Linked DNA regions of Homo sapiens: region 2 is linked to region 1. The links are chromatin loops, found by intact Hi-C in ENCODE. Cell type or tissue: PC-9. All regions are shown on one strand.

Region 1 (2,500 bases):
ACACTGAGGATCAAATTTCAACATTGAGGCTTGGGGGACGAACATCCAAACTATAGGCAGAGAGGTCTTTTTGAATAGTGATTGTACTGTCATCTCGTTACTAAATAATTTTGTTTAAAATTTCAGAATGTTAACATGATAGAACTTCAAAATTGAAATGATAGTAATTTTAGGGAAAAATCTTACTTCCCTCTTTAAAAATACGATTTTTTTTTCCACATTGACCCTTTACCTCTGTGTGTACTGAGCCTACTTGCTTCCTCCAAGTTTCTCTCTCCTGGGTGTTATGGAGGAATAACCCAATGCAGATAATTTTTGACATCAAGCCTTTGTCTTTATCATCTTTACTGGTTTAGAAATGTCAGGTTAGCCGGGCGCAGTGGCTCATGCCTGTAATCCCAGCACTTTGGGAGGCCAAGGTGGGCTGATCATCTGAGGTCAGGCGTTCGAGACCAGCCTGACCAACATGGAGAAACCCCGTCTCTTCTAAAAATACAAAATTAGCTGGGTATGGTGGCGCATGCCTGTAATCCCAGCTACTTGGGAGGCTGAGGCAGGAGAATCACTCGAACCCGGGAGGCGGAGGTTGCCTAGGCAACAAGAGTGAAACTCCATCTCAAAAAAAAAAAGAAAGAAAGAAATGTCAGGTTTACAGATAATGTTCTGTAGAACATTTCTTTTCTACAGAACAAACTTTTCTTAGAAGTTTAAGTGAATAAAGGCATTCCTGGGGCTCGCTCTTAAAACAGAGTTAGGTTTGTTAAATAACTGAATTTTCTTATTTTTCTAGGTAGCAGAGGGAAAACAAGAGGAAATCCAACAGAAGGGACAGGCTGAGAAAAAAGAATTACAACATAAAATAGATGAAATGGAAGAAAAAGAACAGGAGCTCCAGGCAAAAATAGAAGCTTTGCAAGCTGATAATGATTTCACCAATGAAAGGCTAACAGCTTTACAAGGTAAGTAGCTAATCCAGAAATTGATTTTATTTTATTTTTTTTCTTGTTATCTGTGAAATATCTTTTTTTTTTTTGGACTTTTATTTACAGTACGGTTAGAACATCTTCAGGAGAAAACTCTTAAAGAATGCAGCAGCTTGGGTAGGTGGCATCCATATTTCTTACTTAAACCTGAATTTTATCCTTAAACTTTTGACCTTGTTTACTGTCTCACACTGCATTTTTTAAGGGATGTTTTATGTATTAGGTATAAAGTATCTATATTCTTTTAGAAAATTTTCTTTAAAAATATGCTTGATTGCCACCAGTGGGCACCATTGTTTTCCTTGAGATGAGTGAAATTTCTGCTCTGAGATCTTCTACCTCGGGATATTTAAATAAGAAAAGTACATGAACAGCAGGATCCCTTTTAAAGTGTTCTATACAATCTTAATCTTAGGAATGCAGAATGCCATGGTTACACTTGAGACCACATTTAAAGTAATACTTCTTTGATCAGGCAATGATATACTGTCTTAATCCTAGGGATACAAGTTGATGACTTCTTACCTAAAATAAATGGGAGCACAGAAAAAGGTAGTGTAAAAAACTTAAATATATATATACTTTTTATGATATCATTTTAGTATTTAAGCAGGATAAGGAGTTCAGGGTTTTAAGTGTTTGGAATGAAAAGCATGCTCTCACAGATCATTGAACCCCATCATTTAAAAATCAAGCTTTCCTTTATTTTGTAAGAGTTGATGCTGTGATCAATTCTTAGATATCCCTTGTTATATGGAAATTTCAATTACTCAAATCAGAAAATTATTAAGTTCACCTTTAGCAATATATAATATAGATCTTTTTCCCCACTCTGTTTTTCGAAGAGCTGTACTACCATTTTGTTTCATCAAGTTCTGCCTCCAGTGATACTTGACCCCCATTTAAAACATTCGAGTTTATTTAACAGCTTATTGAGCCCTTGGACATATCATAGAAACTACTTTGTTTATCCATCTGTTTCATTGATCAGAGAGAACAGGGTCAGTTTTTTCTGCCATCAGAAAAATCTTTTATTAGTTGTTGGTTCTGTGACCCTTCTTTCTGGACAGCGTGGGTTCTCTCTTGCCAAAAACATATAGCCACTATTGGTTTTCCTGTCACTACACGGGGTACTTTTTACCCAGTGACCTCTATTATCCTTCAGTCTTGAAGATCCCTAGTCATTCTCCTTCTCTCCCCTTCCATCTAACATTAATTGAGCACCAACTATGTGCCAGACCCTGCGCTAGGTGCTTGGAGTACAGTAGAAATTAAACTCTTTTCTGTGTTTACCAATCTATGTGCCTTTCATCTCAGTTTTCTACAGAAGTTAGTCGAAGATATCAGAGTTGATACCCAGAACTTATTAAATATTTTTTCCCTTAGCCAGGCATTGTGGTGTGCGCCTGTAGTCCCAACTACGTGGGAGGCTGAGGTGGGAGGGTCAGCTGAGCCCAGGAGGTTGAGGCAGCAGTGAGCCATAATTGTGCCACTGCACTCCAGCCTGGGTGACGAGC
Region 2 (2,500 bases), 440 kb after region 1:
ACTTGGTTTCCAGTTGTTTTTTTTTTTTAGGATTTCAGATAAGGGATGGGAGCCTGCTTTCTAGGTCCGGCTCTCCTGCCTTGGGGGTGGGCTGAGGAGGCATTTTTTTCTTCCAGCATGGAAGGCGCAGCATATAGATAGGTCCATAGATCCCTCTTGTGCCTAACTATGTAAGTAGCAGGTCCTGATTTTTATTTAATAATTATTAGTGTTACCAAAATGATGCTCTGTCACTTTAAAAGAAATCAAACAAAAAGATTGCTTAAAAAAGGAGAGTCTCCTACACCCTCTGCACAGCCCCACCCTTCCCCCATCAGTCAGTCCATTGGGGTTTCTGTGCATTTGCACACATACATACGGGTAAGCAGTGTAAAACTGGTTGGCTTTGTGGATTTTTTTTTTATAACACAATTGGGGCTATGCTAGACATTACTGTTGCCCACTCCTCCTGCTCTTTTCCCTGGAGCTCTTCTAGGTCCAAACCCACAGAGCCCTCAGGTTCCTATAACAGGGATGCAGAGTCCTCCAGAGAAAACGGGGTACAAATCTCTTTGTAAGGACCTCTTTGAACCCCCAGGAGAAGGTCTCTGAATTTGAAGAAAGGATTTAAGGCCCCTCCAGAAACGGGCTGCTTTATTACAGGGTCGTTATCCCCTCCCCAAAATCTCCCTTCCTGGGGCCCTGGAGCCATTTTTTTAGGAGGGAGATTTCTAAGATCACTTCCAAGGAAAGTTTCCTCCGTCATTTAAATACAGTTCAGAAATGCTGGGTGAGACAAAGTTAAACAGCATGGCTCCAGCTATAACCCCCAGACAAGCAGGGGAATGACTGAAGGAGAAAAGATGTCCTCCAGTAGCTGCTGGCAGAGGGGTGGGTGCTGGGGCAGGGGACCAGGCTGTCTTGCTGTTCCCTGGGTGATGGGGGTGGTTTTGATGGTCTAGGAAAGGGCTTTTAGTCTTTTTTACCATTGTCTGGTGCACTGCCCCCAGAGTTCCTGCCCGAAACGGGTGTGCTTATGTCCTTCCCAGGTCCCCTTTACTGACTGCTGCATCCACCCCCCACCTGCTGGGTTGGCTGCCCAGTTGAGCCACCCTCAGATGACTGGAGGTGCCTGCGAAGCTATACCTTTTCTCCTCTTATGTCCAAGTGTTGCCAGATAAAATACAGGATGCCCAGTTAAATGTTAATTTCAGATAAACAACAAATACATTTTTAGTATAAAGATGTCCCACTCATTGTTTATCTGAAACTCAAATTTAACTGGGAATTCTGTATTTTTGCTTGTTTTTGCAGAGAAAAAACAAACAAGATAGGTGTGGTCCACAGCTCCCTCTTGTGCCTAACTACGTAAGTAGCAGGTCCTGATTTTTTATTTAATAATTATTAGTGTTACCAAAATGATGCTGTCACTTTAAAAGAAATCAAACAGCCGGGCACGGTGGCTCACACCTGATCCCAGCACTTTGGGAGGCCGAGGCAGGCAGATCATCTGAGGTCGGGAGTTAAAGACCAGCCTGACCAACATGGAGAAACCCTGTCTCTACTAAAAATGCAAAATTAGGCCAGGCGCAGTGGCTCACTCCTGTAATCCCAGCACTTTGGGAGGCCGAGGCAGGCAGGTCATCTGAGGTTGGGAGTTAAAGACCAGCCTGACCAACATGGAGAAACCCTGTCTCTACTAAAAATGCAAAATTAGCCAGGCGTGGTGGCGCATGCCTGTAATCCCAGCTACTCTGGAGGCTGAGGCAGGAGAATTGCTTGAACCCAGGAGGTGGAGGTGGAGGTGAGCAGAGATCGGGCCATTGCACTCCAGTCTGGGCAACAAGAGCGAAACTCCGACTCAAACAAAACAAAACAAAACGAAAAACAAAAAACAAATTAGCCCCGTGTGATGGTGCATGCCTGTAATCCCAGTTACTTGGGAGGCTGAGGCAGGAGAATAGCTTGAACCTGGGAGACAGAAGTTGCAGTGAGCTGAGATTGTGCCATTGCACTCCAGCCTGGGCAACAAGAACAAAACTCTGTCTCAAAAAAAAAAATCAAACAAAAAGATTGCTGAAAAAATGAAAGTCTCTTACACCCTCTGCACAGCCCCACCCTTCCCCCATCAGTCAGTCCACTGGGATTTCTGTGCATTTGCACACATACATACGGGTAAGAACTCCTGGGTTCAAGCAATCCTCCTGCCTCAGCCTCCAAAAGCACTGTGATTACAGACATGAGCCGCCGTGCCTGGCCTATCCTATATTTTTATTTGCTAAATCTGGCAACCCTATAGGTAGCAGCCAATGACACCTATAGAAGGCTTGGCCCCCTTGCCTCAAAGCCTAGAAGCTTCCTTAGTATCATTTATGCTCCAGGACTCCCCATGGGATCCAGCTGAGGCTAGACTCAGCTGAATCTGTTACTGAAACACCAAGTGTTGCTTCTAGGTCCTGCTGCTCACCAAAGAGAAAGCTAATCACTGAAACAATGAATATTGCCAGGGAAGAAGGCTTTC

What was found. A loop is a pair of places that touch in the nucleus more often than their neighbours do. Peaks named below come from ENCODE experiments on the same cell type or tissue, not always from the same donor. Only the 100,000 strongest peaks of a DNase experiment are listed, where the experiment ranks them.
Region 2: it touches region 1 in a loop (13-fold over the local background); 3 of 110 quality-filtered maps call a loop at or near these places.

The regions. Positions count from the first base shown.
Region 1 is chr3:57,863,758-57,866,257 of GRCh38, forward strand. It overlaps SLMAP (sarcolemma associated protein), which reads left to right. Exons shown (of 25, transcript NM_001377540.1): 11 at 791-959; 12 at 1,050-1,100; 13 at 1,485-1,535. Among named protein-coding and RNA genes, the nearest start is that of SLMAP, 110 kb to the left of the region's middle. In PC-9, CTCF peaks have their summits at 1,258 (motif pointing right) and 1,463; no DNase peak of the experiment used is centred here; H3K27ac peaks cover 691 bases.
Region 2 is chr3:58,298,974-58,301,473 of GRCh38, forward strand. No RefSeq gene overlaps it. Among named protein-coding and RNA genes, the nearest start is that of RPP14, 6.0 kb to the right of the region's middle. In PC-9, CTCF peaks have their summits at 1,265 and 1,468; no DNase peak of the experiment used is centred here.